4 separate regions of the Homo sapiens genome follow, and regions 2, 3 and 4 are each linked to region 1. A link is a contact called in ENCODE Hi-C or POLR2A ChIA-PET data. All regions are on one chromosome and are shown on one strand. The core of a region is the stretch at or near the end of the contact, and the rest is flanking DNA. Distances in the headings are between cores, read along the strand shown.

The links. Hi-C counts contacts between places; a loop is a spot of excess contacts on that map. ChIA-PET counts read pairs that join two places held with the same protein, here RNA polymerase II (POLR2A). Pooled maps may share reads with other maps.
Region 2: a loop to region 1 is called in a pooled map, with 2.1 times the contacts of the local background. The contact joins two enhancer-like sites. A Hi-C loop is called at or near these places in 5 of 50 pooled maps. POLR2A ChIA-PET finds 5 or more read pairs at or near these places in 4 of 52 experiments (CD4-positive, alpha-beta T cell and WTC11).
Region 3: a loop to region 1 is called in a pooled map, with 4 times the contacts of the local background. The contact joins two enhancer-like sites. A Hi-C loop is called at or near these places in 7 of 50 pooled maps. POLR2A ChIA-PET finds 5 or more read pairs at or near these places in 4 of 52 experiments (AG04450, CD4-positive, alpha-beta T cell, WTC11 and 1 more).
Region 4: a loop to region 1 is called in a pooled map, with 2.3 times the contacts of the local background. The contact joins two enhancer-like sites. A Hi-C loop is called at or near these places in 7 of 50 pooled maps. POLR2A ChIA-PET finds 5 or more read pairs at or near these places in 2 of 52 experiments (AG04450 and activated T-cell).

The regions. Positions count from the first base shown.
Region 1 is chr7:131,230,247-131,233,276 of GRCh38, forward strand. It overlaps a transcript of MKLN1 not described here. Among named protein-coding and RNA genes, the nearest start is that of MKLN1-AS, 96 kb to the right of the region's middle. RefSeq lists enhancers at 1,141-1,190, 1,601-1,650. Within about 2 kb of position 1,430, at least 17 of the 41 ENCODE cell types and tissues checked have a DNase peak (open chromatin) inside an H3K27ac peak, as active enhancers do; they include CD4-positive, alpha-beta T cell, where a contact is called at or near this core.
Region 2 is chr7:130,980,727-130,983,756 of GRCh38, forward strand. All of the region lies in intron 4 of LINC-PINT (long intergenic non-protein coding RNA, p53 induced transcript), which reads right to left. Among named protein-coding and RNA genes, the nearest start is that of LINC00513, 69 kb to the left of the region's middle. Within about 2 kb of position 1,610, at least 6 of the 41 ENCODE cell types and tissues checked have a DNase peak (open chromatin) inside an H3K27ac peak, as active enhancers do; they include CD4-positive, alpha-beta T cell, where a contact is called at or near this core.
Region 3 is chr7:131,006,674-131,009,703 of GRCh38, forward strand. The region is part of intron 3 of LINC-PINT (long intergenic non-protein coding RNA, p53 induced transcript); the gene reads right to left. Among named protein-coding and RNA genes, the nearest start is that of LINC00513, 95 kb to the left of the region's middle. RefSeq lists enhancers at 951-1,050, 2,720-2,769, 2,800-2,929. Within about 2 kb of position 1,403, at least 34 of the 41 ENCODE cell types and tissues checked have a DNase peak (open chromatin) inside an H3K27ac peak, as active enhancers do; they include CD4-positive, alpha-beta T cell, where a contact is called at or near this core.
Region 4 is chr7:131,025,894-131,028,923 of GRCh38, forward strand. The region is part of intron 3 of LINC-PINT (long intergenic non-protein coding RNA, p53 induced transcript); the gene reads right to left. Among named protein-coding and RNA genes, the nearest start is that of LINC-PINT, 83 kb to the right of the region's middle. RefSeq lists an enhancer at 1,547-1,686. Within about 2 kb of position 1,423, at least 21 of the 41 ENCODE cell types and tissues checked have a DNase peak (open chromatin) inside an H3K27ac peak, as active enhancers do.

The sequences.
Region 1 (3,030 bases), core at 180-2,679:
AAAGGGAGGAGGTATAAGGAGGTGTGTCCCACCTCCCTTCTCATCATGGCTGGGAATTCAGTTTTTTGGGATTTTCTGGGGCCCCCTTGGCCAAAAGGGGGTCTGTTTAGTTGGAGGGCTTAGTATTTTATATTTGATTTACAAACTTATTTATTGGTCACCAGAAGAAATCCCAGTGGTGGGGATGATGAGGAGGCAGCTGCTCTGTTTGCTGCTGAGTTACTTTCATATGTAGTCCCTTGTAGGGGCCAAAGCACCTTGGATGTTGATCCGTCATGTTGACTTCTGATTAACCCCAGTTCTGGGAAGGCTTCTAAGATTTCCAGTTTATCTGTTGTTCTTTATGTAAGAGCATGTATTTACCATACATCTTGCCCTTAGGTCAAAACAACCTTAATCATAAATCCTACCATTAGTCAGGTTCACATGGCATTCTTGCCTTTCCCTGCAGGGTCAATTTCAATTGCCCTGTGCCTTCCTTCCCTACAGTATATAAGCCCTGACTGAGTCTGGGAGAGTAATGGCATGGGGAGCCTCCATCTCATCTTGCGACTGACCGGGACATCATGGCTTCTGTTTATATGTCTCTTTTGGCCGGGCACAGTGGCTCACACCTGTAATCCCAGCACTTTGGGAGGCCGAGGCAGATGGATCACTTGAGGTCAGGAGTTCGAGACCAACCTGGCCAACATGGTGAAACCCCGTCTCTACTAAAAATACAGAAGTTAGCTGGGCGTGGTGGTGACGCCTGTAGTCCCAGCTACTTGGGAGGCCGAGGCACGAGAATCGTTTGAACCTGGGAGGCCGAGGTTGCAGTGAGCGGAGATCGTACCACTGCACTCCAGCCTGGGTGACAGAGCAAGACTCTGTCTCAAAAAAAAAAAAAAAAAAAAAAAGGTTTTAAATCTGATGGGCCTGGCAGGGCAGGAGAGGAGAAGATAAACATTTAACTACAGGATTGTAGCGGTACAGAGGAGGGACAGTTAGCATGTCAGGAAAAGATTCAGAGAGTTGATACTTAGGAACTGAGTCTTAACCTATCAGTACATGGCTGTCAAAAGATAGTTGGGACAAAGCACTTCAGGTACAACCCCAATTCTCGTTTCTTCCCCCTGTGTATCACTACATGCAGCCTGAAGCACTTGGCTCCATCGTCTTGAACCTGTACAGCTGTCTTCCCCTTGGTCCAGGTGACGTAAGGGCTTCCTTGGAAGCAGCAGCATTTATTAGTGCTGGTTCCAATCAGAGAACTGACATTAGAACTCTACTGTTGCTCTTGTGGCCAGGGCCAGGAAACAGCTGGAGTGGTTTGAACTCTCTGCAGGAGGATGGATGCGTTGAGGCTGGGCATGTGTGCATGCTCGTGCGTGCAGATCTGCGTCTGTGTGTCTATGAGTCTGAGTGTGTGTAGGTGTGTGTCCATTTGGATGGGTGGCTAGATGTTTATATGTAGGTGTTGCCACCAAAAACAAAAGTAGATATTCAGAAAACAAAGTGACAGCTCAAAACCTCAGACAAGCTGAAAGACTGCTCAGAGAAGGGGGAGGTTGAAACAACTTCAACCAAAACAAAATGAAACAGAGAAGGAAGTTGCATCAGAAGAGGAAGAATGCCAATGTCATGCTGAAGAACCACAAATGTCGCAAAATAAAAATAAAACGTGTGATTCTTATTTTACCTAGCCAAATATTATTACAATATTTTCTCCTTTAGAGTGTTAAAAATTACTGAAATTATAATATTTAGTTCAGCGAACATGAAGGACACAGAAAAACACAAACAAAAAATTCATTCCTATAATTTTTTAATGTTATATACATCATATTTTATTTATTTGGATCAGTGATTGATTTTAACTTTGCTTCCTACCTCCATATAAAAATTTTTCTCCAGCATTTAAAAAATATTAAAAACACGTTCTGAAATTGACTTATTGAAGAACATGTAAAAGGTCTCATTATTAGCACAAATTGAGAAATTATAATAAAGATACTCTAATAGCGAAGTGATTAAAGATGTCAGAACAAAAAATTATAGATCCCAGTGATGTTATTAAGTTTTTTCATTTCAGTTCATGTAGAAATGTTAGCTCCTTTGCCACAAAGAAATAAAAGAGTAGTTTTCCTTTTGATTAGATTCTTGTAACTACACACATGAAAAATTTATAGGATTGGTTTAGGTGAGGGGGTTTTATATATATAAACTGTTAATATAACATTGGAATAAGCTTGGCAACCAGGTCTCAGAGAAGTCTTTTGAATCTATTACTTTATAATTATAGTGATATTGATTGGCTTTCCATCACCTTCCTAGAATTATAATGACATCCAATGATTAACTGATTTGCCAATCTCGCAAATAGTTAAAAGAATATTGAGTTTTTGGCAGTGAACTAGGGAAGTTTGTGTGCTTTTTGTTAAAATGAAAAACTGTACTCCTCAATTGAATACATTTTTAGTACATACACGAGTTTACCAGCAAAGATAACTAGAGAGTGAGCTTGGTGTGCACACAGTGAAAGGAGCTTGGGAGGTTGAGATTGAAGTGAGCTACGATGCCACTGCACTCCAGCCTGGGTGACAGAGGGAGACCCCATCTCCAAAAAATAAATAAATAAATAAAAATAATTAATAATTAGGAAGAGAAAAGCACTGATCATGAGGAAAGGCAACCACTGAGTATGATGCTCACTTTATGTGCTTAAAGCGGGGACTCAGCAAATAATTGTGGAAGGAGGGAATGAGTGAAATGAGTGCATAAATAATAAGTACAAAGAAAGTGGCGTAAGTGTTTAATTCAAAACGAAGTTTAGACCGGGCATGGTGGCTCTTGCCTGTAATCTCAGCACTTTGGGAGGCCGAGGAGGAAGGATTGTTTGAGCCCACGAGTTCGAGACCAGCCTGAGCAACATAGCGAGATTCTGTCTTGGCAAAAAACAAACAAACAAAAAAACAAAGCAAAACCCAAAAATGAAATTATTAGCCGGGCAAGATAGTATGTGCCTGTGGTCCTAGCTATTCGGGAGGCTGA
Region 2 (3,030 bases), core at 360-2,859, 250 kb before region 1:
CAAGTCTGCTTTATTATCTTCTCACAATCCTTTCAAACTCTGGATACCACAAAACAAAGTAATCCGAATTGTGCTATGTGCTTTAAAAATAACTGTAAATAATTAAAAGTAATTGTAAAATATAGGAAAATGTTAATCTACAATACTAATATTCGACTAAATTTTTGGTGAATCTGTTATATTTAAGGATACAGAAAGGCTTCGTTAATCATAATTGAAATCAGGACATAGTCAAAGAATCAAATGAGCAACTTCAACTTGGCTTCAATAACAAAACATTTAGAAACTTCTACAACTACCAACTACTCCAATGAGATCTTTTCAAAGCAGGAAATTGGGATACAATATCTTGTTTATTGCCTGTTAGCTTTAGAAACAGCCCTCAAAGATAGGTCAATGTTGGTTTAGTTTTGTTTAAAAGAACAATTTTGCAATTATAATCTTTAAAATTTGTCATATTTATGGAGAAATCTTAGATGTATGTACATAATTGCAATTCCTTTATAAACTTGCATCTGAAATCAGTGAGAATTTTGCTAAGACAAGGATGGTACAGAATCACTGTGATAATCTAACTAGAGTTTCAAAGTAAAGAAGCAATAGATTTCAGATTTTGTCTTTTTCCAGCACTAGCTTTATAGCTAGCACCAACCATACCTCTCACATAAGAAACCAAGCTGCAAACCTACACCAGTTAAAAATTAAGTTCTGCTACCATTTGATACAGCCATCCCACTACTGGGTATATATCACCCCAAAATCAAATCATTATATAAAAAGATACCTGCACTCGTATGTTTATCACAGCACTATTCACTAGAGCAAAGTTATGGAATCCACCTAAGTGTCCATCAACTGATGACTGGATGAAGAAAATGTGGTGATATATACAATGGACTACTACTCAGACATAAAAAATGAAATAATGTCTTCTACTGCAACATAGATGGAACTAGAGGTCATTATTTTAAGTGAAAAAATTCAGAAGTGAGTAGTCAAATACTACATGTTCTCAATGATAAGTGGAGCTAAATATGTGTGCACGTGGACATAACAGTGTGGAATAACAATCACTGGAGACTTGGAAGGGTGAGACAGTGGGAGGCGGGTAAGGCATGAGAAATTATTTAATGGGTACAATGTACACTATTCAGGTGATGGTTACACTAAAAGCTCAGGCTTCACTACTACACAATATATCCATGTAACAAAACTGCACTTGTACCTTTCAAATTTATACAAATAAAAAAATTCAGTTCTCATTTATCTTGGAAGAGTGAATTATCATTTCCAAAAGTTTTAAATGGATCTGAACCTTTATTTAACTGTCATTTTTCAGTCTCATTAAAAAATACATGAAGGTGAGGACTCAGGTTTTACCATGAAATCCTTTTCCCCTACTAGATTGCAGCTCCTTAAACTGGGTTATAATGTATGACTACATTTCAATTAATTAGATGTTGAGCTAAATGCTAAAAATGCTTGAAGAGATTAGGTAGATGACTTCAACACATTCCAATATACAAGCTCACTTGCACACTATGAAAGTTTAAGGTACTAAAAAATGACAAGGTGATTCAGCACAGAAAAACAATGCAACACTACACTTGGGCCAGCAGATGTCTCTCTACAACCCATGGCACCAACCAAGAGATAACCAGGTATCTAACAGCACAGAAGGATTGATCTTATTCGAAACGGTAAACAAAAGCATTCTTAGGTATTGATCAGGAGGAGAAGAATGTTCAAGTTCAGACAGAAAGTTGAGAAGGGAACAGTAGGTGAGAAAATAGAAACAGAAGCTTATTACAAAAGGAAGGAGAGAGCTCGGCCCATAAAGAATAAAGTTAAGGCAGGTTTGAGGCATTTTTAGGGGTAAAAAAATGCTGTAGAAGTTACTGAAGAATACAGGGAGAAGGGCAAGAAACCATGCGTCCCTACCATAGCACTGAAATACTGCAAGCTTGTCAAAGGACAACCGACTGACTAGCAGGTTAAGAAATCCACTTTGCTGGTTATGATGAACAATAAAAAGAGAGAAAAAGGGAAAAGAAAAAGTGATAGAATTAAAAAACTCTATCCCAGCTTGCATAAAGTAAGCTTCAGGAAACCACATACCCACATGTACAAATATGTGTGCTGGGCCCTAAGGTAACAGGTATTTCCTCCTGGGGGTTCTAATAAAAAGGTCTGAAAGCCATGGAGATATTCAGTGCACCCCCAGTGCCCCACCTCTCCCTCAAGCTAATAATGCCAGCTGCAAGACCTCCAAAACAGAAACATAACTGTCAAAGGTAATATCCCAAAATCCCCGAAGGAAGACATGGTAAAACATACATCATCATATTTAAAATAAACTATGTAAATTATGAAGCAGAAGTCAGGGCCGAGGAAGATGCAACATAAACTCCATGAGAGAAAAGTCTAACTACCAGATGCAACTCTCAGCCCCATCTCTGGCATCTTTTCCCACCCTGAATAAAGGGATGCTGAGGGGCTGAAGGGGAGCTGGCAGGAGAGACAGCAAGGCTGGGGACGAGGCGGATAGCAGGACATACAGCATCTATCTGGGCAGGAATTGGTGAAGATCCAGAGAGATGGGAGTGGAGTGAGGAGAAAGATAACCCATTCAATGTCAAATCCCATCACCAAGCAGAGGACTGGACACGTAATATGCCCCTTACTAACGTTTGCTGAAGGTGTCAGTAGGTCTCAGCAATGCCAACAATTTTATTACAATTACAGGAAGTTAGTGCCTAAGCAGGCATGATAGTTTGGAGCTTCTTATTCCAAGGTTATCACCTGCCATCATCAGAAAATGGGAGTGCTGCTGCTTTTAACTCTATCCTCACCATCTTTAGTAACTGTCAGCCATTTCAGTAGCCACCTGGAAGCTATGCTATGCTCCCCTGGAACTACGTCTTCAAGAATTTCAAAGAAGTTTGTTTGGTTTCAAACTGGAAACCAATCTGACACTTAGAAGGTCAAAGACAAAAATGAATGGGTGCTCAAGGACTTAGGGTGCTCAAA
Region 3 (3,030 bases), core at 153-2,652, 220 kb before region 1:
CAGTTTGTTCCACATGCAGTCTGGTTTTACAATATATGTGAATTAAATCCTTCTAGTCACTAACAATCTTTCACTAAGTTGTATGTATTCTCTGCCCATAATACTGGAAGAATCTAGGTGAAAAAAAAATTGCCCAGTTTTTTCTCTGCCCAATTTTAAATCTTCATGTGTCCAGCGATGTCTGCATTCAAAGTGATTAGGCCAAATCACTGTCTTACCAGTTTTACTCCCAAAACTAAGTACAAATCCATTTTAATCTATTTATCTGTACATCAAAAGATTTTTCTCTAGAAAATACTTTTTTTTTTTTTTTTTGAGACAAGTCTTGCTGTGTCACCCAGGCTGGAGTGCAGTGGCATGATCTCGGCTCACTGTAACCTCTCCCTCCTGGGTTCATGCAATTGTCCTGCCTCAGCCTTCCGAGTAGCTGGGATTACAAGCATGCACCACCACGCCCAGCTAATTTCTGTATTTTTAGTAGAGACGGGGTTTCACCATGTTGGTCAGGCTGGTCTCGAACTCCTGGCCTCAAGTGATCCACCCACCTTGGTCTCTCAAAGTGCTGGGATTACAGGTGTGAGCCACTGCATCTGGCCTACATTTGTATTTTAAAAAGGTAAAATTAACAAAAGGTGCCCATCTACGTAAAAAAGTCAAAAGGAACCATCTACCTGCAAGGCAGCATGAATAAAAATGTAAAGGCAAACTTAACTGTTACAATAACATATCAGCTCTGAGTCTAAAGGAAAACGGGTGTTTGTCTAAGAAATGTGCTAGAGAGAACCAGCCAGTTTTAATGTGCCTTAAGCAATGAAAACCTGTTTCCTCCTTTCCTTCTTGTCCTTTTGAAAAGACAACATGTCACAGGGAGACGTTTTTCTAACAGCATCCATCCTGGTGACAAATGTTTGCCAAGGGTGGGGAGAGAGGAGGGAGGAAAGAAAGAAAAAGAGAAGGAAGACGCCATCTGCTGACGAAAGAGAAAAGAAGAGGAGGAGGAATTGGAAGGCGCCACTTCCGGGTCCGTGTCTGAGAAATACAACGTATCACCATAAGGCAGACTTCTACTCAATATAAGGAAGAACTTTATAATAATTGGAGGAATTCAAAGGCAGAATTGATCAGGGACCAAAGTTCAAGCAGGGGGTGGCGAGGTCTCCTCAGGCAGAATAATCTTTCGTAAGCTTCTCCCTCTTGAAGGAAGAACGGCCCCAGTTCAAGTAGAAGAAAATACTGTGCTTATTATTTTTCTCTAATTCTTAAATGTTTCAAATAGTCTCTATCTTGATAATTCACGATTCAAAGGACTGAGACTGAAACATCAAATAAGCAAGCACACAAATTTGCCTGACACCACCTGCCCCCACCCCTAGTCCCTGGGCCTTATTTCTGGGCTTGCTGCTGGGCTCTCCACGGGCAGCTGGCTGCCATCGCTCCGCTGGAGGGCGGTACCATGAGCACGGATGGGGCCCACATGGCAGGCAAAGCACTGGAAATTGATGCCGCACCCCGCTGCTGCCTCTCAGTCAGCAACTGGCCAAAGCTGATGTGTAAGTGACCCATGTGGGCTAACACTGAGGCCTGGTCCTTACACTGGCTCCCAGAGTGTCCAGCAAAGTTAGGCTCCAATTGTTTCCCTATCTCGCTTCCCTTAAAATGTTTCTTTCACCTTCCAAACAGATAACATACATCTCTGTCTCAGCGGAACTCAATCCAAGAAAACACCTCACACCATGATGATATAAAGATGACATAATCTACAAATCATTGAAGATTCTCATCTTGGTTTCTTAGATTTTCTAGCCACATATTTTAGACTCAGTTTTGTCACACAGTAACACAAAATATACAGGTATTTATACAACAAAATATTAATATAAAACAAGTTATCAGTCCTATGTTTGTGAAGACTAGAGAGTCCACTAGACTCATAAAAGGAATGATGAAGAATACTATCATTTCTTTCAATTTTTTCAATTCTGAGAGCGAGTGACTTTGAAGTCAAAAAGACAAAAATCACTGCAGTATAATGAAAAGAAATTCCAAAGCACTATTTTGTTATGTGGAGAAGTTCACTTTCACAATTACTAAAGGCTTACTGTGTGTTTCAGACGCTGTGCTTGGTCCTACCTAAAATACAAAATCAAGACCACCCAGGCCCTGCTCTAAGGAAGTCACTCTCTAGAAAGGGACAGAGACATGTAAGTAAATAATTCCACTCGAGTGTAATAAGTGCAATCATTCAACCTTGGACAAAGACACTAGAGGAAGGTCTGTCTGTAGGGGGAAAGGTCAAAAAAGGTTTTGTCATTTAGTATCATGTGAACAAGGTTCCCAAGGATTCCTCTAAGAGCTGACTGGGGACTCCAGGAGCGAGAGGGGACACACGAAGTAGAGACTCAGCCTGGGAGGAAGCAGAAGGGTGAAGCAGCTTTGTGCATTCATCTCTCCCTGGCTTCAGTTCAACAGATGGAAAATTAATAGGCATATGAAAATAAATAATTTTTTCTTCTAGATTATAAGATCCTCACGCTACATCAATAATTACTTACTTGACAAAAGTCAGAGACATTTTCTGTCTCAGAAAGAGCCTCTAAAATGCTGTGCCCTCATGAGTCACTCTGGTAGCATAAATCAGAGAAAAACTATCTGACTCAAATTACAGTTACTGTAAAAGTTCATTATTACTTACTAAAAGCCCTCAGGTCTACAGCCATTGGGGGGTGGGGGGGGGGAAGCCTCCTATTTTTAGAAATAAGACTTATTTTCTCATCTTCTGCATGTTTGGTTTAATTTAAACTTATTCTTGGAGTTTCAATAGACATTGATGGCTATGGTCCAGTTGCTGAGGCAAATCTCTCTTTAACTCTATGGGAGGTGAGAGGCTCCAACGGGGACCAGACTTTGGAAACTGCACACCATCAAGGGTTTGCCATTAGAGGACTTCTCTTGTCTAACAGAAACAGGGCAATGCTACAACCTTGTGATTCTTTTCCTTCTTCTAGGCTATCAGGAAGAAAACTGAATATC
Region 4 (3,030 bases), core at 173-2,672, 200 kb before region 1:
ATTAGCCGGGCGTGGTGACGCGTGCCTATAATCCCAGCTACTCGGGAGGCTTAGGAAGGAGAATCGCTTGAACCCAGGAAGCAGAGGTTGCAGCGAGCTGAGATGGCGCCACTGCACTCCAGCCTGGGCAATAAGAGCGAATCTCCATCTCAAAAAAAAAGAAAGTGAGTCTCACATAACTAGCAGAACTTTCCTCTTTCACTGGCACATGAAAAAAAAAAAGCCACCTTTTTCATTAAAATGTTAAAATGGAATTTAATGAAAAGTCTGTGTTAAAGTCTGGGAGTGGTAGTGTTTCACAGAGGAAGAAAAATGTTTCTCATATCCTTCAGGTCACCTGAGTAGAAACCTATATAAAAAGGGTGAGTGTGAAGAGTTAAGAGGAAAACCTTTAGCAAACTGAGGTTGTTTCTACTTGCTAAAAGGGTCTCTCATTTCTATTCATGAATGGCCTTTCTACGCTTTCTCCTGAGCCACAGAAGAGGACATTTCAGCACAATCTAAGGTAGACTGAAACAAGTAAAACATCTGGATAAACTCCCCCATGAACACTGAAAAAAGAAACATGACTAATAAGCTCTCTTCTCCACATGCTGGAGATTCTACTGATGGTAACACATTCAGATACAAACACGTGAACCAATAATAACCAACCTCACTGCTAAAGCAGTCACTTGAAGCGATAACCTCACTTCTGCTTTCCCAAATAGGTGAGTATAAAATATATACATATATATATGAACATTCCCTTCCAAGACAGAGCATTAAAAAGATAAAGCAACACACACACATACACACACACACGCACACACACACCCCCCTTAATAACAGTGTGTGTCCTTTAATTAAATGTTGGCCTTTTTAATTTACTTATTTTAAGTTGTTGTTTCTGTGATCTCAATCTGACAAGGATTGCATTTGAGGATTAAAATTGCCGAGCACATACCTTTTTAGTTCCTCATCTTTTAATTACTACATAAGTGGTTGCCTAGGAAACCTCCAGACCGAATGATGAAACTCAAATGAATTCTCCTTTCTAAGCTTGCAGGTTTGACTCACTACCTTTGCTCCCCAAAAACTAAGTCCTCCGGAATTATTAAAGCCAGATATTTTTGCAACCTGGATGACATGCGAAAAAAAACATAAGAGGTGAATAATTATTTATTCTGAATACAGGTTTCTTAGGGAAATAAAAGTTAAAAAGGCCAAGTCCCTACTCACAGCAAATTCAGAAGAGAAATGCATGTCTTCAAATATACCCATACTATCTGTTACCAGGTAATTGTGGAGTGTTATTTTATGGCAGTATGTTAACATGGTAGTGATTAAACATTATAATGAAAGACAATAGAGAAGAACCTGGGAAAGCAGACCATGGAGACACCAAAGCAAAATAATGTCAGAGGGGGTGCAACCCCCCAATCACTGCAGAAATCACCCCTAGCTCCGCCCCCAGCTCCGCCCCCAGCTCTGGTTCCCTGTCCTTTCTTACAATCTGGCTCTACCTCTGCCCAGAATGACATGACATCATCACTGAACAGTGGCAAGAAAACATAGATCTATTTTGCTGTATGCCAAGTAAACAGGGCTGATCACCATACACAAATATGTATGCAACTTAGCATAAACGCATCTCAGAAGATTCTGTTTTAACCACAGCAGATGCACTGAAGTAGGCTCATCTGGCGGCCCTCGGAGGAAGGACCGAGTGTTGCATAATTCCAGCAAATGAGAGCAGAAATACTGAGAACAGCCAGAACACCCAGGCCAGATGGTACTGTGGTTCTGAAGCAGTGCCTGAGGCTAGAGACGTGAGCAGGCCCGGGAAAGACAGAGATGGGGCAAGTGGGCTCAGTGGCTGGAGGCAGAGTACACTCAGCAGAAGGCCTTTGACTACTTTCTCTCAGCCCTGATCTCAAAGTCTGGCTGCTTCCTCTAACATCCTTGCATCATGATCTTACCATCATTTACTTTAAATTTAAAAATTTTGAACCAACTCTTCTGGAGGAAAAGCAACAACCAATTTCCACCTCCATCCCCCCAGCTATGCTTCTGCCTCGGGGTAGAGGAGTTTGAGTAGGAGAGGAAAAGACAGATCAGAACTCAAGGCTCTCAGGCTGGGCACGGTGTGGCTCTTGCCTGTATTCCCAGCACTTTGAGAGGCCAAGGCAGGTGGATCACTTGAGGTCAGGACTTTGAGACCAGCCTGGCTAACATGGTGAAATACTGTCTCTACTAAAAATACAAAAATTAGCTGGGCATGGTGGGATGCGCCTGTAATCCCAGCTATTTGGGAGGCTGAGGCAGGAGAATTGCTTGAACCCAGGAGGCGGAGGTTGCAGTGAGCCGAGATTGTGCCACTGCACTCAATCAAGCCTAGGCAACAGAGCAAGACTCCATCTCAAAAAAAAGACAAAAAACAAAAAACAAAAAAACTCAAAGCCCTCATCATTTCTCCCCAGGATAACTAAACTTTTCTGCCAACTACTATTCCCACTGCTCCAACCTCACACTGCAGCTAATCCACTCCCTACAAGGATGGTCGAGATTTTCCTCCACTTAAATGAATTCCCTCCCTGGCTTCCACACTGCCCTCAGGATGAAAACCCAAGTTCCTCTCAGCTTAGTTTAGAAAGCTCTTCACCAGGTAGGTCCTTGAAAAACTTGATTGCATTCCACTGTAATCTCAAAATTGTCAAAGAAAAACTGTTCCGTACCTGGTCTGGAATAGAACCAAGTGGTCTGCTAGAAAATTCACAGTATCCTACTAGGAAGAAATGAACAGCATTCCAGGGAAAAAAAAAAAAAAAAGCTTGCTTTTTTTCTAATGCAATTTCCTAAATGAACTTTAAGGAAATTAAGACTTGCTCTGGGCAACTCATTACCATCTACCCGGCTGACTGTCAACTATCAGAGTGTAGAGGTTTTTAACCAGACATTCGTTTCAATGATGATATTTAATCACTTTCTTCCCTTAATGTCCCTACCAAGAGCGAATCATTGAATGTGCCTACTGCAGGACTCTCTCCT